2 separate regions of the Homo sapiens genome follow, and region 2 is linked to region 1. Evidence: chromatin loops called from intact Hi-C (ENCODE). Cell type or tissue: prostate gland. All regions are shown on one strand. Links, peaks and the distances in the headings refer to the core of each region. The heading gives the core; the rest is flanking DNA.

The links. Hi-C counts contacts between places; a loop is a spot of excess contacts. Peaks named below come from ENCODE experiments on the same cell type or tissue, not always from the same donor. Only the 100,000 strongest peaks of a DNase experiment are listed, where the experiment ranks them.
Region 2: it touches region 1 in a loop (5-fold over the local background); 13 of 110 quality-filtered maps call a loop at or near these places.

The regions. Positions count from the first base shown.
Region 1 is chr3:32,909,740-32,920,178 of GRCh38, forward strand. No RefSeq gene overlaps it. Among named protein-coding and RNA genes, the nearest start is that of CCR4, 37 kb to the right of the region's middle. In prostate gland, for the core only: no CTCF peak of the experiment used is centred there; a DNase peak (open chromatin) is centred at 4,462.
Region 2 is chr3:32,731,746-32,742,184 of GRCh38, forward strand. It overlaps CNOT10 (CCR4-NOT transcription complex subunit 10), which reads left to right. Exons shown (of 19, transcript NM_015442.3): 11 at 1,678-1,799; 12 at 3,055-3,231; 13 at 5,665-5,745. It overlaps CNOT10-AS1 (CNOT10 antisense RNA 1), which reads right to left and starts at 5,712. Exons shown (of 2, transcript NR_046718.1): 1 at 5,654-5,712. In prostate gland, for the core only: no CTCF peak of the experiment used is centred there; no DNase peak of the experiment used is centred there.

The sequences.
Region 1 (10,439 bases), core at 2,040-7,039:
CCTCAGCCTCCCAAGTAGCTGGGACTACAGGTGTGCACCACCATGCCCGGTTAATTTTTGTATTTTTAGTAGAGACCAGGTTTCTCCATGTTAGCCAGGCTGGTCTTGAACTTCTGACCTCAAGTAATCCACCCGCCTCGGCCTCCCAAAGTGCTGGGATCACAGGTGTGAGCCACTGCGCCGGCCCTATTTCTTTGTGTGCTTGGTCACTTTGTGTTAGATATTGTATTTCAAAACCTGTTTGGAGGCATTGTTTGAATCATAAAATAGTGTCATCTTTCTCTAGACTAGGCTAGAGAGTCAGAAAGTCTCACCAGACACCTTGGGCACTAACAGTGGGGATCACCAGTTTTTGGGGCTTGAGATGATTTGGAGCTGGCTTCAGATCCGTGAGACCTGGTCTACTTTAATGCTACAGGGCAGCTCTTCAGAGTGCAAACTCAAAGTTAAGGGTGTTTACCAGGCATACCTTCCTCTAGAGGCCCCGGACTCTGACTTTTGTCCTTTTAGCCGTACAGGTAGTCAAAAGAGCAAAAAGCCTCTTGGCTACCTCTTGAATAATTGACAAAGCTCCCAAAGAGCTGAGTTAAACTTCTGGATTCCTGTTTTTTCTAAGTTCTAATAATTCTTCAGTAGTTAGTTAACTCACTGAGGCCTTCAGTGGGATGTTTTCAGTATTTTTTCAGCTTTTTTAGTTGTTCTAAGAAGATTGTCAGTTGTTCCACTAGGGGGAAAAGAAAGGAGAGAAAAAAATTTAAAGTTCATGATAAAGAAACAAAGAGAGGTCTACATGAGCCCCTGGACATCCAGTGCAGGTAGCATGAACTCTGCATGCACCAAGCACCTGCCCTCCATTCCAGGAGCATAGGCTATTGACTGTGGCTAATATGGCCGGGCGTGGTGGCGCATGCCTGTAATCCCAGCTAATTGGGAGGCTGAAGCTTGAACCTGGGAGGTGGAGGTTGCAGTGAGCCAAGATCACGCCATTGCACTCCAGCCTGGGCAACAAGAGCGAAACTCCATCTTAAAAAAAAAAAAGTGTTTAATAAAATTTATTTCTTGAAGCTTATTTTTGTCTGTTCATTGGGATATTGTTTCCCAGAGCTCTTTTCTGGACCACTCTCACTGAGGAGTCTCCTCAGTAGTTCTGCCTTTGATGCTATTGTCCTTTTTCATATAAATCTGTGGGCTTAATTTTCTCATTATTTCATTTGATATGATTTGATTTGATATGATTTGATATCATTTGATATGATTTGACATGATTTCTTAGTGCCCTCTCAATAACAAATGTTTCTTGCATTCAGGGTGAAGGGTGAATATTAGATGGTGTGGGAGGTAAACTGCATTCATAGACATAAGCAAAGCCAGATGGTCCATTTGGAGACTGAACTTGTGGCTGACCTCTAGCAGTTTCACACACAAGCTGGGGCCATGTTCCTACTTGCAAAATGATTTGTGGTGTGTTCGCTCATTCCTTCTAAATCTTCATATTTGTGAAGAGTGGTAAGTTAGTTTGGGCATTATCTAGGACATTCTGATCATTAGATTTTCCAGTAATGGAAGATCGGAAAAAAGTTCACTAGAGTCCATTTTGCTAAGTCTCTTTCTGACAATTTAAAACAAATTACTGTCTTCTCAGTTAACTTACCATTTCCAGTGTTGATCTTTCTTTTTTCTCTCAACAAGACTGTGGTTTTTTGTTGTTGTTGTTAACATTTTTATACCTTAAAAAAGAATGAGACAGGGTCTTGCTATATTGCCCAGGCTGGTCTCAAACTCTTGGCCTCAAGCAATTTTCCTACCTCAGCCTCCCAAAGTGCTGAGATTACAAGTGTGACCCACCACACCCAGCCCTTTTTCTTTTCTTTTCTTTTCTTTTTTTCTTTTTCTTTTTTTTTTTTTTTTTGACACAGGGTCTCACTCGGTTGCCCAGGCTGGAGTGCAGTGGCACAATCATGGCTCACTGCAGCCTCGGCCTCCTGAGCTCAAGCAATCCTCCCGCCTCAGCCTCCCAAGTAGATGGGACTACAGGCATGTGCCATTATGCCCAAATAATTTCTTTTTTTAATTTTTGTATATGTGCTGCCAAGGTGAGCACTCTTTTTTAAGTTTTTCTAGATACAGGGTCTTGCTATGTTGCCCAGGCTGGTCTTGAACTTTGGCCTCAAGTAACCCTCCTGCCTCAGCCTCCCAAAGTGCTGAAATCACAGGCATGAGCCACATTTCCAGCAGTTTTGTTTTTTGAAAGCAGGGTTATGGCTTATATTTATTCTTGATTCTCTATTCTTAGCCTAGTGGCAGAATGAAGGCTGTCCTGGAAGAAGTGAGGAGGTTGGGAAAGGAACTCTTTTGTAGGGAGGAAGAAGACATATGGAGTGGAGTTTGGGCTGGGTTTGGAACCTGATACTTTCTGCAATATTGACAAATGTGAATAAGACCTTTTTAGTCAAAAGTCATACAGACACATGGTTTGGCTGGGTAGTCACATGCTTTTGCCTGTTGAGTTTTGTGACGTGAATGTGTTTTCTGCTGAACCAACCCCTTGAGGCCTGCTAAAACAGGTGACTCAAAAACAACTTTGTTTTCTTGGGTGGAGTAATTTCCTGGTGTTTTTCTCAAAAGTTGTCAACTTTTATTTTAGTGATGGAGGCCAATCTTGACAACTTTTATGGTCAGGCATTCTCAATATGTTTTAAAATGGGTTTCAGGCAAGGTGTGGTGGCTCATGCATGTAATCTCAGCACTTTGGGAGGCTGAGGCGGGAGCATCACTTGAGGCCAGGATTTTGAGACCAGCATGGGTAACATAGCAAGACCCCATCTCTTCAAAAAAATGAAAAAATTAGCTGGGTGTGGTGGAACAAGCCTCTAGTTCTAGCTACTCAGGGGGCTGAGATGGGAAGATTGCCTGTGCCAGGAAGTCCAGGATACAGTGGGCTGTGATAGTGCTACTGTACTCCAGCTGGGTGACAGAGTGAGACCTTGCTTACAAAAAATTTAAAAACAATTTTTTTTTGAGATGGAGTCTTGCTCTGTGCCCAGTCTGGAGTGCAGTGGCGCGATCTTGGCTCACTGCAACCTCTGCCTCCCGGGTTCAAGCAATTCTCCTGTGTCAGCTGCCCGAGTAGCTGGGGCTACAGGCCCATCTACTTTTTGTACTTTTAGTAGAGACGGGTTTCACCATATTGGCCAGGCTGGTCTCAAACTCCTGACCTCTCGGCCTCCCAAAGTGCTGTGATTACAGGCGTGAGCCACCGTGACTGGCCAAAACAATTTTTAAATTAAAAAAAATGAGGCCAGGCACGGTGGCTCATGCCTGTAATCCTAGCACTGTGGGAGGCCGAGGCGGGTGGAACACCTGAGGTCAGGAGTTTGAGACCAGCCTGACCAACATGGAGAAACCCCATCTCTACTAAAAATACAAAATTAGCCAGGCGTGGTGGCAAATGCCTGTAATCCCAGCTACTCGGGAGGCTGAGGCAGGAGAATTGCTTGAACCCAGGAAGTAGAGGTTGCAGTGAGCCGAGATCACGCCACTGCACTCCAGCCTGGGCAACAAGAGCAAAACTCCGTCTCGGAAAAAAAAAAAAAAGAAAAGAAAAAGAAAAAGAAATGGCTTTCATATACAAGATCCAGTTTCTGTTTCTGGTAGTAAGTGCTATTCTTGCTACAGAAGTCTAAAGACAGGCCAGGCGCAGTGGCTCATGCCTGTAATCCCAGCCCTTTGGGAGGCCGAGGCAGGAGTTCAAGACCAGCCTGGCCAACATGACGAAACCCCATCTCTACTAAAAATACAAAAATTAGCTAGGCGTGGTGGCACGTGCCTGTAATCACCGCTACTCAGGAGGCTGAGGCAGGAGAATCGCTTGAACCTGGAAGGCAGAGGTTGCAGTGAGCCTAGATGGCGCCACTGGACTCCAGCCTGGGTGACAGAGTGAGACTCCATCTCAAAAAAAAAAAAAAAAAAAAAGGCTAAAGACAGTATTTTCTTTGGACTGAATTAACTGGCACTAATCTGAAAATTTTAACTTTTTACACTATGTCCTAGCCAGAGGGAGAACCTATTGTACAGGGAGATTTCAACAGCAGCATGGACCACCTTTTGCCAGATGAGGCACTGGTTATCTGTGTGGGGCTGGCACTGGGATGAGTACTTAGTGAGAATGGGGTAGAGTGGGGTGGAGACTGAAACACGGCCTCTAATCTGGACTCAGCAATCTCCTTTTGAGGTTTGGCAACTCGGTTTAGGAATGTGCCCACAACTTTAAGGTTTGTGATGGGAATGAGAAGAGAAGGGGTGAGGGACCCACCCAGAATACAGTGTTCCACGTCCCTCATGCAAAGAAGGGCTGGGCAGGTGCCAGCATGTCAAGGTTCCCAGCCAATTCTGGCAGATTCTCTGAGAGACAAGCTCTGTCGTGATTCCAGCACCACCCATTATTGCTACATCTTCCACACAACATGTCTCCTGAAAACATCTCCCTCCAGGACATTGTTCCAAAAGCAAGGCCAAGACGCAGGCAGAAGTCCACTTCTGAGGAATGAGAACGCATGCTGGAGACAGAGCAATACCCCGGTGTGTGCCTCTTGTGAGTGGGGCAATTTGCCCAGTTGAGAAACAGGCCAATTAACCACCCTTGGTATTTGAAGAGCCACTCCTTACTCATCTGGGTTCTTTTCTGCTTTAAGTATTTTTATTCTTGATCGTGCCAGACAGGCATGTGTGTTTGCACCTAAAAGGTCATTTTTATATTTGTCAGTTCTCCAGGAAACTTCTGCCACTACCAAATTCAACATGCTGTCAAACTGAACCGATCTCCTCTCTTCCTACCACTGGCTTCCCTTTGCCACCTCTTCATTCCTTCCAGGGAGGGCTTCCTCCACTGTTTCACTCTCAGACTAGAGGCTTTGGCAATGCTCCTTTACTTATTCATTAGTTCATTCGATATTCAAATACATATTCAAATACTTATTGAACATTTCTTTTTTTTTTTTTTTTTTGAGACAGAATCTTGCGCTATCACCCCGGCTGGAGTGCGGTGGCACGATCTCAGCTCACTGCAACCTCTGCCTCCTGGGTTCAAGCAATTCTTCTGCTTCAGCCTCCCAAGTAGCTAGAACTACAGGCATGTGCCACCATGCCTGGCTAGCTTTTGTATTTTTAGTAGAGACGGGGTTTCACCGTATTGGCCAGGCTGGTCTCGAACTCCTGACCTCATGATCTGCCTGCCTTGGCCTCCCAAAGTGCTGGGATTACAGGCATGGGTGACCTCGCCCAGAGAACATTTCTTTTTCTTTCTCTTTTTTTTTTTTTTTTGAGACAGAGTTTCACTCTGTTGCCCAGGCTGGAGTACAATGACGGGATCTCGGCTCACCCCAGCCTCCACCTCCCCAGTTCAAGCAATTCTCCTGCCTCAGCCTCCTGAGTAGCTGGGATTATAGGCATGTGCCACCATGCCCAGCTAATTTTGTATTTTTAGTCAAGACGGGTTTTCTCCGTTTTGGTCAGGCTGGTCTCAAACTCCCGACCTCAGGTGATTCGCCCACCTTGGCCTCCCAAAGTGCAGGGATAACAGGCATGAGCCACTGTGCCCGGCCTCTTTCTCATTTTTATTAGCAGTTATCACTAGCTTGAATTATCTTGTTTATTGATTTATCTTTTTTTTTTTTTTTGAGACAGAGTCTCACTCTGCCCAGGCTGGAGTGCAGTGGTACAATCTCTGCTCACTGCAACCTCTGCCTCCCGGGTTCAAGCAATTCTCCTGCCTCAGCCTCCCGAGTAGCTGGGATTACAGACACTTGCTGCCACGCCTGGCTAATTTTTTATTTTTAGTAGAGACAGGGTTTCACCATGTTGGCCAGGCTGGTCTTGAACTCCTGACCTCTAGTGATCCACACACCTCGGCCTCCCTGTAACCTGGGGTTACAGGTGTGAGCCACCTCGCCTGGCTTATCGTTTTTTACCTCTTCCTCATTGAGCTCATTCACTGCTGTATTCACATTGCCTAAAACAGTGTCCAGTATGGAATAAACGCTCGATACATATTTGAAGAATAAATGAACAAATCTATGTAAGATATTTGTAATTTAGTAAGCAATACAAATTTAACGAATTATGCTTTTATTTATTTATTTTATTTTTAAATTTTATGTATTTATTTATTTATTTTTTGAGACAGAGTTTTGCTCTTATTGCCCAGGCTGGAGTTCAATGGCGCCATCTCAGCTCACTGCAACCTCTGCCTCCTGGGGTCAAGAGATTTTCCTGCCTCAGCCTCCTGAGTAGCTGAGATTACAGGCACCCGCCACCATGCCCAGATAATTTTCTTGTATTTTTAGTAGAGACAGAGTTTCACCATGTTGGCCAGGCTGGTCTCGAACTCCTGACCTCGTGATCCACCCCTTTTGGCCTCCCAAAGTGCTGGGATTACAGGCGTGAGCCACCGCGCCCGGCCTTAAAAGTGTTTTTATCAGGAAGTGTTCCCAGAAAAACACTTTAAGGAAGTAGTGACATAAGAAAAGAAGGAGAGGCCAGATGCCGTAACTCACACCTGTAATCCCAGCACGTTGGGAGGCTGAGGCTGGGATAATTTGAACCCAGGAGTTTGATACTAGCTTGGGCAACATAATGAGACCCCATCTCTACAAAAAAAAATTTTTTTTAATTGGCTGGTCATGGTGGCACACCCTTGTAGTCCCAGCGTTCGAGAGGCTGGGTGGGGAGGATCACTTGAGCCCAGGAGGGAGGAGGGAGTCTGCAATGACCTGTGATTGCACCACTGCACTCCAGCCTGGGTGACAGAGCAAGACCCTGTCTCAAAAAAAAAAAAAAAAAAAAAAGAAGAAGAAAAAGTTACTTTCTTTTTTTTTTGAGACATAGTCTTGCTCTGTCGCCCAGGCTGGAGTGCAGTGGCGCAATCTCGGCTCACTGCAAGCTCTGCCTCCCGGGTTCACGCCATTCTCCTGCCTCAGCCTCCCGAGTAGTTGGGACTACAGGTGCCCGCCACCATGCCTGGCTAATTTTTTGCATGAAAAGTTACTTTCATATAAATTTCTCATTACCTTTCAAGATAAATTACCACAGCTAAGCAAAGGCAGAGAAAATCCAGGCCTAAGACTCCAATTCTCCAGACCCAGGGTTGGGGTTGCAAAGGAAAAATGGCTCTGGATTGGGAGAGATTCTGGAAGAAGTGGGATGAGCTCATTACATGGGGGAGGTGTGGGTGAGGAGGAACCCAGTTCATTTGGGACCAGAGTCCTGCAAAGACAAACGGGTTCTAAGAGAAGGGAAGGGGCCCTGGAGCTCATTTTGGTGGTTTTGTTTTATGGGGTTTTGTTTTGTTTATAAGGGGGCTGGGATGAGTGAAACGTTGGAAGACTGGTTCTATTGCAGGTGCAGGAGGCCAAGGTGAGGGATGAACTCACAGCGGCAGTGTCTCGATGAGGGGAATGTGGTGGTGCATGAAAACTCAGAGATGCTAGCAAGTGCGGAGCCCAAAGGGATGTTACAGCTCTTGCTAGGGGAGTCCTGAGGTCTGAGCCCCCAGAAAAGTCGCAGCTCTTCACCCCTGTAGCTTGGCAACTGGAAGCATGTTACAGTTCTCTTTCTCTCATAGTCCAGTGAGCAGGGTGCTACAGCTGTTTCATTTCTGCCACTTGCAGCTTGGTGAGTTCCAGGTTCTTGTCTCTCGACCAAGAGTAATAAAGTGCACAGACACCAGAAAGTAAGACAGAGAAGAATTTTATTGAGTAACAGAAGGAAAACTCTCAACTGCAAGAGGGGACCCTCAAAGCAGGTTGCTGTCTTTGAGGCTGAGTCTGGGGTTTTTATGGGCTTAGAATGGGAAAGTGCATGCTGATTGGTCCATGAGTGGGCTTGGAAAAAGCACCATTTGATTGGTTAAAAGGCATCATCCAGGCCAGGCACAGTGGCTCATGCCTGTAATCCCAGTACTTTGGGAGGCCAAGGCAGGTGGATCACCTGAGGTTGGGAGTTCGAGACCAGCCTGACCAACATGGAGAAACCCCATCTCTACTAAAAATACAAAATTGCCAGGCGTGGTGGCACATGCCTCTAATCCCAGCTACCTGGGAGGCTGAGGCAGGAGAATTGATTGAACCTGGGAGGTGGAGGTTGCAGTGAGCCGAGATCGCACCATTGCACTCTAGCCTGAGCAACAAGAGTGAAACTGTCTCAAAAAAATAAAAAGGAATCGTCCAGGAGGAACCAATCAAGAGAGAGGGTAAGATGAGGATACAAGTTCTCACTCTGGTCATGGACTCTATCTGGAACTGGTACCTTGGTTTCAGGCTTTAAACTGTCTTTGGCTTGAAGGTTGGGTTTCACCAGGGACCCATCTCTGTCTGCCTAAAAATTTATCTGTCTCCTGTTGCTATCATTTTTACCCTAGACCAAAAGCAAGATGGCAGCAACAGATCATCGCACCTCTGCAGTCTGTCTGCTAGTGGCTACAGCCACCTCCTACTTCCACAGATCCCACTCAAGGATTCTCAAAGTTGCAGGAGTAAGATTTCTTTCCAGCTCCCTTCCTGGTCGTGGTTCCTCATGTCAGCTTCTTGAAGTCTGGGGTAACTATTTTCCTGTAGTAAAATTTCCTGTGATAGTCTTTCCTTTATTGCCTCTCTTATGTATAAAATGGCAGTATTAAAATTCCTTATACTGAATGTACTGTCAATTTTCAAAGTTATTTACATGGTAAAATAAAAATATATTCTTTAAATATGCAAATCTGTATTTGTATATTTTGTGCTTCCACTTGTATAATAAGGAAAGGACAGACCCTTGCCTTAAGAAAGGAAGAAGCGGGCAGATGCAGTGGCTCACTCCTGTAATCCCATCAATTTGGGAAGCCAAAGCGGGCAGATCACCTGAGCTGGGAGTTCGAGACCAGGCTGACCAACATGGCGAAACCCCATATCTACTAAAAACACAAATTAGCCAGGCATGGTGGCACATGCCTGTAATCCCAGGTACTGGGGAGCCCAAGGTTGGAGAATCACTTGAAGCCAGGAGGCAGAGGTTGCAGTGAGCCGAGATCCCACCATTGCACTCCAGCCTGGGCAACAAGAGAAAAACTCCGTCTCAAAAAAAAAAAAAAAGAAAGAAAAGAAAAAAAAAAGAAAGGAAGAAGAATCTTAGCCAGGCTGACTGAAAAGTAGAAAGTCAGGGTTGGAGAAAATTGGTTATTCCAGAGACAGGATTTGGAGGTTTGAATGTATGTTGGGTGGTAGCCCTTTGGGGCCAGGGAGGAGGGGCTTGTGCCGAGATCGTGCCCCGAAAAATAATAACTCTTGGGTAATGGAGTATATTGGTATCTAGTAACATGGAAGGGACCACTTTTCTTTGGACTCTAGGCACTGTTTCATGGAGACTCTGCTGCTCACCAACAGTCTTCAATAGTTATTTTAAAATGATGGTACCCAGGGTCAAACTACTGCATTTTCACCAATGGGGCTATAGTCTGGGGAGCAGGACAATATTTGGGAGCTTCATTTCTGGAACAAAGTCACTGAGATTGGCAGCCAGAATTGAGGAATGGTTCAACAAATAGACTCATAAATCAAATAGCTACATATGTTTCTCCTGAATAGGTACAGCAAAGATTAAGAGGCAGGAGTGTTTCCCTAGCCCAGCTCTAATTTCCTAATCTTGGTAATCTTTTTTTTTTTTTTTGAGACAGAGTCTTGCTCTGTCGCCCAGGCTGGAGTGCAGTGTCGTGATCTCGGCTCACTGCAACCTCCGCCTCCCAGGTTCAAGCGATTCTCCTGCCTAAGCCTCCTGAGTAGCTGGGATTACAGGCATGCACCACCATGCCCAGCTAATATTTGTATTTTTAGTAGAGATGGGGTTTCATCATGTTGGTCAGGCTGGTCTCAAACTCCTGACCTTGTGATCCGCCTGCCTCAGCCTTTCAAAGTGCTGGGATTACAGTCATGAGCCACCGCGCCCAGCTGGCAATCTTTATTTGGAGAATTTGAGGAAGAGATCAGTGCTCTTCTTAGTCGTATCAACCATATACCGCTTCCATACTCTTCTTAACAATAGCAAGGGCAGTGGGATGCGGAGCTCTCCTGCTGAAGGGGCTGCTGGGAACAGAAGTAGGTATAGGTCCTGCCAGGAAGCACAGGAAAGATGAGGGTCCAGGTAGTGCTTTCCCTCACTGCAGGCCTGTCCTAGTGCCAGAGGCAACAGTGTGCTTCTGGGGAGAGGCACATTCATATATTCATTTAGCATTAACTGCTTAATTGATTGATAGATTCATTCATATCATTTATTCTTGAACTTACGTCTTTGGGCAGTAAGAACTGTATTCTTGTTAGCATTCTTTCATATTCCCATTTCTTCTACCTTAATGTATCATCAGCAATTATTTGTCATTAGGCATTCAAGTGATGTTGCGTACTCATTCATTCTAA
Region 2 (10,439 bases), core at 2,832-7,831, 180 kb before region 1:
GGATTACAGGTGTGAGCCACCTTGCCCAGCTTAGTTTTATTTTTTAGATTTGGCCTAGAGCAGTGGTTCATGCCTGTATTCCCAGCACTTCGGGAGGCTGAGGCGGGTGGATCAGAAGGTCAGGAGATCAAGACCATCCTGGCTAACATGGTGAAACTCCATCTCTACTAAAAATACAAAAAATTAGCCAGGTTGTTGTGGCACCCACCTGTAGTCCCAGCTACTCAGGAGGCTGAGGCAGGAGAATTGCTTGAACCTGGGAGGCGGAGGTTGCAGTGAGCCGAGATTGTGCCACTGCACTCCTGCCTGGGTGACAGAGTGATACTCCATCTCAAAAAAATAAATAAATAAAAGATTTTTTCTGGCTGGGCGCGGTAGCTCACACCTGTAATCTCAGTACTTTGGGAGGCCGAGGCGGGCGGATCACTTGAGGTCAGGAGTTTGAGACTAGCCTGGCCAATGTGGTGAAACCCCATCTCTACTAAAATACAAAAATTAGCCAGGTGTGGTGACAGGCGCCTGTAATCCTAGCTACTCGGGAGGCTGAGGCAAGAGAATCACTGGAACTCAGGAGGTGAAGGTTGCAGTGAGCCGAGACAACACCGCTGCACCCAAGCCTAAAGAAAAATTTTCCAGCCTCAGCAACTTGGCAAAACCCTGTCTCTAAAAAAAATAAATAGAAAAATTAGCCAGTCATGGTGGCACACACCTGTACCTGTAGTCCCAGCTACTTGGGAGGCTGAAGCAGGAGGATCACTTGAGCCCAGGAGGCCGAAGTTGCAGTGAGCCGAGATCATGCCACTGTACTCCATCCTGGGCAACAGAGCCAGACCTTGTCTTAAAAAAGAAAAAAAAGAAAGGAAAAAAAAAAAGGTAGATACAGGGGGGTCTCACTATGTTGCCCAGGCTGGTCTCACACTCCTGGTTTCAAGTGATCCTCCTGCCTTAGCTTCCCAAAGGGCTGGGATTACGGGCATGAACCACTGCACCCAACCAAATTAGAGACTTAGAATGAAGGGGGATCATTAATCAAATTATCACTGTGAGCTCTGTAGTGAGATAATACATCTTAATCAAATATCCTAAAGTACTATGTATGTGTAAGTAGCTTTTATTATTTTCAGTTTAATGTTTATTCATTTGGTTTGGGGATTTTAATTTCCTAGAAGGCAAGTATTGTGTCCATGTAAATTTTTACCACGTACAGCTTATTAAAGTTTATATATTGTTGACAATGTAATTAATACTTTGAATTAAGAAGGAAATGATCTGTGTTTAGGAAGTGGAGCGACTTCCTTTTTCTTTTACACTATTTTGGGCTCTCTTATTTTCCTTACTCTGATGTCAAAGTACCTGTAACATGTAGCATGGTACTGGAGGTCTAGAATATTCTAAGTAAATGATTCTAAATAAATTATTGGGACATAATTGAATTGGATTTTGTTCGTAGAATTTTCTCCAATCTCATGTAAACAAAATGTAGCACATATCCCAGATTTTCAGCCTTATATACTTTTTCCACTAATACCAAACATGTTTCCATTATCACCAAAAAAAGTCCTCATTGACTTTAAGAACTTTCTTAAATTTAGAGTAATTGTGAGAGATATTCCCTCATTTTTTATACCACATCTTACAATTCCCTTAAATTTATTGGAAATTATTTGTATTTTGTAGACTTCTGAACAAGAAACTAAAGGCCTTCCCAGCAAAAAAGGAATTGTACAGTCTATTGTTGGTCAAGGCTATCATCGTAAAATAGTTTTGGCATCACAGTCTATACAGAATACTGTTTATAAGTAAGTATTTTGCAAAGAAAAAGTGTATATATATTTAATACTAGTTTACATAATGTTACTTATATATAAAAGTATGATTAGGATTTATCATTGCATAGGAGGAACCACTTTGTAACTAGATTTTATTGCTATTTCAACAAACAGACCCTCATGTATAGGTCCATAGTGAATGTTATCTAACATGATTTTGGTTTATTACATCCATGGGTGCTGCAATTATTGATGGCCTAGGAAACCCTAGTCTGTTCAGTGCCATTATTAAGAATGTCCAGAAGAGGGCATCTTGGTATTTCCTTTTTATGTACTTTTGGTTATCATTGATACTTTTCATTTGGGTATTTTCTTATAGTCCCTAGGACTGAAAATACATGAAAGGGAATTCTTACTATTCAGAGAAAAAAGGTGTATTAAAACATAAAGCAACCAAAGCAGTATAGAAGCTGTCACATGTATAATCTTCATTTGACAATTTGGAATTGCCATTATTTGTAAAGTGGCAAACTTTGCAAATAATTAGCTGCCTTAATTTGTTTTTGTCAAAGAAGAAAATTGTTCTCTACCATTTAAAAGTTTTTCCACAGTTTAAAAAATATCTGATACACAATAATTTAGTCTTAATTTAGTTAAACTATAATGCAAGAATATTTTTTAAAACTATTATGATAAAGCATTTCAAAGTTTTAAAGCAATTTCAAAGTTGTTACTACTTTTCAAAATTTTATTTTTCTCTAGTAAAGATTCTCTTTGGGTATATCAAACCAACAGAAAGTTGTATAAAATGTCAATGAAATTATAAGACAAAAAGTAATGTTGGTGTTTCAAAGTGTATAGAGGCATTTTTGAAAGCAAGGATCAACCAAAGTAAGGCTCAAACGTGAAAATCTGTTTTCTTCCCTTTCGTCCCATTCTTAGTATACCTCTCCTTGCCCTCATTACAGTTGCCCTTGTCTGCAGTTTCTCTAGTATGTTAACATTAACATTGTGATATACATCAAATTATCTCTTCTCCTTGGTCTCATTCCTAGAGACACAGTGTATGTAATTTATATACTTGCAATCCATTATTTATACTATTTACAACCTATACTTAGGATTTGGGTTCTTTAGCATGCTTTTATAACTGCTTATATTAAAATTTCTACCTATCAAAAGGCATAGCTTTCATTTATAATCAATTGGTTTTATTCCTCATAATAAAAGAGCCTTATTTTAAAATATTTTATCCACTTAGCTAATTTGGTTTTGTTCTTTTAAGTGATGGGCAGTCTTCGGCCATTCCTGTAGCCAGTATGGAGTTTGCAGCCATATGTCTCAGAAATGCCTTGTTGCTGCTACCTGAAGAACAGCAAGATCCAAAGCAGGAAAATGGGGCTAAAAATAGTAATCAATTAGGTGGGAACACAGAGAGCAGCGAAAGCAGTGAAACTTGCAGGTATTCTAATCCTTGTGACCTCCTTTGGCAAAATCCTTTCAGGACTTCTTTAGTAAACCCTTTGTTCTTTAAGTAAATTCCTAAAATCTTCAACCTGAATTTCTGAAATTCTGTTTTGCGTAACAAGAAAGGAAAGTATTTATGTTTCTGAGTCTTTCTGGAAGAGAGAAATAAGGTGAAGGCTAAGTTAGGAGAGATCCTTGAAAAAGAAAAGTAGAAAGTAGCAGCTTTGGCCGGACGCAGTGGCTCATGCCTGCCTGTAAAAGGCTGAGGCAAGAAAATTGCTTGAACCCAGGAGGCAGAGGTTGCAGCGAGCCGAGATTGTGCCACTGCACTCCAGCTTTGGCGACAGAGTGAGACTTCATCTCAAAAAAGAAAGTAGCAGCTTTTCATTGACAAGAGGGATATTTGTAAGAAGTCCTGTTGTCAGACAGCTTTAAAAAAAATTTGGCCAGGTGTGGGGGCTCACGCCTGTAATCCCAGCACTTTGGGAGGCCAAGATGGGTAGATCACTTGAGGTTAGGAGTTCAAGACCAGCTGGCCAACATGGTGAAACCCCGTCTCTACTAAAAATACAAAAATTAGCTGGGCGTGGTGGTGGGCACCTATAATCCCCACTACTGGGAAAGCTGAGGCAAGAGAATTACTTGAACCCGGGAGGCAGAGGTTGCAGTGAGCCACGATCATGCCACTGCACTCCATCCAGCCTGGTGACAGAATGAGACTCCATCTCAAAAAAACAGAAAATTTATTAAAATAAACACTTGACTCCTAAAGCTGCTTATTTCTTATTATCCTCTGTCTATCCTCTTAATATACTATAATCACTAACCTCCAGAATATTTTTGTATATTTCTGGTTTTCTAGTATAAATTCAAAATTATGCAAATCTAGGCAGGGTGCTGGAGGAGGCCAAGAGTTCAAGTCTAGTCTGGGCAGCATAGCAAGACCCCATCTCTTCAAAAAAATTAAAAATAAGTAAATAAAAATTATGTGACTATAGAAATTGGGAGAACTTTTGGTAAGGACAAAACACATACCATTATATATAGGGAATTCAGCTTTTTTCTTTCTTTCTTTTCTTTTGTTTTCTTTTTGTTTTGTTTTTTGTTTGTTTGTTTGTTTTTGAGACAGAGTCTCCCTCTGTCACCCAGGCTGGAAAGCAGTGGCACGATCTCAACTCACTGCAACCTCCACCTCACAGGCTCAAGCGATTCTCCTGCCTCAACCCCCTAAATAGCTGGGATTATAGGCCCAGCGCCACTATGCCCGGCTAATTTTTGTATTTTTAGTAGAGATAGGGTTTTGCCATGTTGTCCAGGATGGTCTTGAACTCCTTACCTCAAGTGATCCTCCCTCCTCGGCCTCCCAGAGTGCTGAGATTGCAGGCATGAGCCACTACACCCAGCTGGAAATTCTGCTTTTTATACATGGCATCGTTAAACTTACATCTCCCATCCCAGCATTTTTTCTTGATTATAATAGCAATCAATACATATTTACTATAGAAAATTTGGGCCAGGCATGGTGGCTCACACCTGTAATCCCAGTGCTAAGGGAGACCAAGGCTGAAGGATTGCTTGAAGCTAGGAGTTCGAAGCTAGCCTGTCCAACATAATGAGACCCCATCTCTACAAGAAATAAAAAAATTAGTTGAGTGTGGTGCCAGGCACCATTAGTACCAGCTACTTGGGAGGCTGGTGTAGGAGGATCGCCTGAGCCCAGGAGTTTGAAGCTGCAGTGAGCTATGATCATGCCACACTGCACTCCAGCCTGGGCAACAGTCTCAAAAACCCAGTCTCAAGAAAAGGCAGGGGTTGAGGGGTCAGGGTAATTAGAATAATGAGAAATGCGCGAAAATATTCAGTTATTTCCCTTTTGTAGTAAAGATACTGTTTTCAGTTAGAGATTTTTTAAAGCAGTATTGGAGGGGTGGGGGCAGTGGGGGAAGAAACTAATATACAATATAGCTTTAACATGTTAGTGTTACCAAATTACTAAGTATTTCCATTGTTTAACTCTTTTACACTTTTGTTGTAAAAAGTTACATGGGAGGCCGGGCGAGGTGAGACACCTCTGTAAATCCTAGCACTTTGGGAGGCCAAGGCAGGTGGATCACCTGAGGTCGGGAGTTCGAGACCAGCCTTGCTAACATGGTGAAACCCCGTTTCTACTAAAAATACAAAAAATTAGCTGGGCGTGGTGGTGTGCGCCTGTAATCCCAGCTACTTGGGAGGCTGAGGCGGGAGAATCACTCAAACCTGGGAGGCAGAGGTTGCAGTGAGTTGAGATCGTGCAATTGCACTCCATCCTGAGCGACGAGCAAAACTCTGTCTCAAAAAAAAAGTTGGGAGTAAGGACAGGGAAACAAAATTTTACGTTTAATTATTTATTTGTTGCTCTTCATAATTAAGACTCTTACCTCTATTTTAGCAGTAAAAGCCATGATGGAGATAAATTCATTCCAGCTCCACCTTCTTCTCCATTGAGAAAACAGGAATTAGAAAACTTAAAGTGAGTATCTAAACAAAATTAGCATTGCATCTATTGAAATGAACATATTCATGGCTGGGCACAGTGGCTCATACCTCTAATCCCAGCACTTTGGGAGGCCGAGGCTGGTGGATCACTAGGTCAGGAGTTCGAGACCAGCCTGGCCAAGATAGTGAAACCCTGTCTGTACTAAAAATACAAAAATTAACCGGGCGTGGTGGCAGGCGCCTGTAATCCCAGTTACTTGGGAGGCTGAGGCAGGAGAATTGCTTGAACCCGGGAGGCGGAGGTTGCAGTGAGTGTGCCACTGCACTCTAGCCTGAGCAACTCTGTCTCAAAAAAAAAAAGAACACATTCTTTTTTATCTTGTTGATACTGTTAATATGATGAATTACACTGATCAAATGTTAAACCAATCTTTCAATCTTGTGATAAACCCTACTTGGTCAGAATGTATTTTCTTTTGTATAAATTTTTAGATTTGATTTGTTAATACTTTGTTGGGAATAAGTGCTTCTATATCCGTGAGGAAGATTGGTCCATACTTTTCTTTCCTAGAAATGATTTTGTCAGATTTGGTTTCAGGATTATGCTGACCATATAAATGAGTTGAGAAGTGCTTCATCTTCCTCTGTTTTCTGCAAGAGTCTGTGTAAGATAGGTATTACTCATGGACACAAAGAGGGGAACAACGGGCGCTAAGGCCTCCTGGAGGGTGGAGGGTGGTAGAGGATCAGAAAAAATAACTATTGGGTACTAGGCTTAGTACCTGGGTGACAAAATAATCTGTACAACAAACCCCCATGACACAAGTTTACCATATAACAAACCTGCACATGTAGCCCTGAACTAATAAAAAGGACAGGTATTACTTCTTCCTTAAGTATTTGATAGAATGCACCAGTGAAACCATCTAGCCTAGGATTTTCTTTGCAGGAAGATTTTTGATAATGAATTCAACTTGTTCAACAACACTTTTTTCAGATTTTATATTTCTTTTTTTTTTTTTTTGAGATGGATTCTCGCTCTGTCTCCCAGGCTGGAGTGCAGTGGCGCGATCTCGGCTCACTGCAAGCTCCGCCTCCTGGGTTCACACCATTCTCCTGCCTCAACCTCCCGAGTAGCTGGGACTACAGGCGCCTGCCACCACACAGGGCTAATTTTTTGTATTTTTAGTAGAGACAGGGTTTCACCGTGTTAGCCAGGATGGTCTCGATCTCCTGACGTCGTGATCCACCCACCTCGGCCTCCCAAAGTGCTGGGTTTACAGGCGTGAGCCACAGCATCCGGCCTGTATTTCATCTTATCTCAGTTTGGTTAAGTTTTATTTTTCAAGGAATTTTCTAAGTTGTCAAATTTATTGGCATAACATTGTTCATAATATTTTTTTTACCTTTTTAATGTCTGTAGAATCTGCAGTTATACCTCTATTTTCTTTCTTTTTTTTTTTTTTGAGTTGGAGTTTTACTCTCTGTCCCAGGGTGGAGTGCAGTGGTATGATCTCGGCTCACTGCAACCTCTGCCTACCAGTTTCAGGCGATTCTCCTGCCTCAGCTTCCTAAGAAGCTGGGATTACAGGTGCCTGCTAGCACGCCTGGCTAAATTTTTGTGTTTTTAGTAGAGACGGGGTTTTACCATGTTAGCCAGGCTGGTCTCGAACTCCTGACCTCAGGTGATCCACCCGCCTCAGCCTCCCAAAGTTTTGGGATTACAGGCATGAGCCACTGCGCCCGGCCAGTTTTCATTTGTGATATTTGTGGGATCTCTTGCTTTCTCTCCTTTCTTCCCTAAGCAATCCTGCTAGCAATTTACATATTGGATTGATGTTTTCAGAGAATAGACTTCTACTTCATTTTCTGTTTTCTATTTCGTTTCTGCTCTTTATTTTATTCTTCTACTAACTCTGGTTTATTTTGCTCTTTTTTTAACTTCTTATGCTGGTCACTGATTTTTAGATAAAGGTCCTTTTCTACACAGTTCCCTTTAAGCCTGCTGTGACTTCCTTCCACAAACAGTTATGTTTTATTTGTTTATTTCACTCCATAGTGTCTTTTTTTTCAAAATTAAACTTCATTTAGAGACGATTGTAGATTCACATAATAGTCTAAAAAGTAATACAGATACCTGGGCAACATGGTGAGACCCTGTCTCTAAAAAAATCAAAAAATTAGGCCAGGTGCAGTGGCTCATGCCTGTGATCCCAGCACATTGGTGGGCTGCAGAGGCAGGCAGATCAGCTGAGGTCAGGAGTTCGAGATCAGCCTAGCCAACATGGTGAAACCCCATCTCTCCTAAAAATACAAAAGTTGGCCAGGTGTGGTGGCGGGTGCCTGTAATTCCAGCTACTTGGGAGGCTGAGGCTGGAGAATCACTTGAGCCCAGGAGGCAGAAGTTGCAGTAAGCCAAGACCGCGCCGTTGCACTCCAGCCTGGGCAACAAGAGTGAAACTCCGTCTCGAAAGAAAAAAAGAAAAAAAATTATCTGGGCGTGATGTTGCATGCCTGTGGTTCCAGGTAGCTGGCAGGCTGAGGTGGGAGGATCACTTTAAGCCCTGGAGGTCATGGCTGCAGTAAGCTGTGATTGTACCATCAAACTCCAGCAAGGATGACAGATCGAGGCTCTGTCTCTAAAAATAAAAAATAATACAGAGACCTCATCTACCCTCTACCCAGTTTTCTCAAAGGCAACTTCTTACAGAACTTTAGTACATGCTGGGTGCGGTGGCTCATGCCTGTAATCCCAGCCCTTTGGGAGGCCGAGGTGGGCGGATCACGAGGTCAGGAGTTCAAGACTAGCCTGACCAATATGGTGAAACCCCATCTCTACTAAAAATACAAAAATTAGCTGAGTGTGGTGGCGTGTGCCTGTAGTCCCAGCTATTCGAGAGGCTGAAGCAGGGGAATCGCTTCAACCGGGGAGGCGGAGGGAGGTTGCAGTGAGCCAAGATCGTGCTATTGCCTAGACAACAGACTCTGTCTCAAAACAAAAAAAGAACTTTAGTACAATATCACAGTCAAGATATTGACATTGATACAGTAAAGATACAGAACTTTTTTTGTTTTACAATATTTTCATTACATTCAATTTCTTAAAATTTTTTTAAAATTTTGTGGCTGGGCGCGGTGGCTCATGCCTGCAATCCCAGCACTTTGGGAGGCCGAGGCGGGTGGATCACAAGGTCAGGAGATCGAGACCATCCTAGCTAACACGGTGAAACCCTGTCTCTATTAAAAATACAAAAAATTAGCCGGGCGTGGTGGCGGGCGCCTGTAGTCCCAGCTACGCGGGAGGCTGAGCCAGGAGAATGGCGTGAACCTGGGAGACGGAGCTTGCAATAAGCCGAGATCGCACCACTGCACTCCAGCCTGGACGACAGAGCGAGACTCCGTCTTAAAAAAAAAAAAAAAAAAAATTTGTGTAGGTGTGGGGTCTTGATGTCCTGCCCAAGCTGATCTCAAACTTCTGGCCTCAAGCAATCCTCCCACCTTGGCCTCCCAAAGCACTGGGATTATAGTTGTGAGCCACCGTGCCTAACCCAGAACATTTTTATTACTACGAAAGATCCCTCATATTGCCCTCTTATAGCCATACCCACTTCCACTCCTGCTCCTGCCCCTTATTTAACCCTTGGTTACGACTAATCTCTTTTTAATTTCTATAATTTTGTCTTTCAAAAATGTTATATAAATGGAATCATACAGCATGTAACCTTTTGGGATTGATTTTTTTCATTCAGTATAATTCTTGGAAAATTCATTTAAGTTTGCTGAGTAAATCAATTGTTGTTCCTTTTTATTGGTGAGTATTATTCCATGGTATGATTGTACCTCAGTTTAATCATTCACCTTTTGTAGGACATCTAGCTTTATTCCATTCCAGTTTGGGGCTGTTACAAATAAAGCTGCTAGAAATATTCACAGGTATTTATGTGCACATAAATCTTTGTCTCTCAGGATGAACGTCCAACAGTGCTGCATAGTAGGGGAGTTACATGTCTAATATTTTAAGAAACTGCCAAGGCCAGGCGTGGTGGCTCACGTCTGTAATCCCAGCACTTAGGGCGGCCGAGGCGAGCGGATCACGAGGTCAGGAGTTCAAGACCAGCCTGGCCAACATAGTGAAACCCTGTCTATACTAAAAATACAAAAAATTAGCCAGGCATGGTGGCGTGCACCTGTAGTCCCAGCTACTCTGGAGGCTGAGGCAGGAGAATCGTTTGAACCCAGGAGGCAGAGGTTGTGGTGAGCCGAAATCGTGCCACTGCCCCCCAGCCTGGGCGACAGAGCGAGACTCCGTCTCAAAAAAAAAAAAAAACAGAAGAAAAGAAACTGCCAAACTCTTTTAACAGAGTGACTATACCATTTTACATTCCCACCAGTGATGTATGAGTGATCCAGTTTCTTTACCACAATATTTCTTATTTTCTTTTTTAAAAAAATTTATTTTTTCATCACATACTTGTTTTGATATTTGTGTGTGTTGTAGGTTTTTATTTTATTTTTTATTTTATTTTATTTTATTTTTTTGCCAGGCTGGAGTGCAATGGCATGACCTCGGCTCACTGCAACCTCCGCCTCCTGGGTTCAAGCAGTTCTCCTGCCTCAGCCTCCCGAGTAGCTAGGACTACAGATGTGTACCACCACGTCCAGCTAATTTTTGTATTTTTAGTAGAGACGGGGTTTCACCATGTTGGCCAGGATAGTCTCTTGACCTCG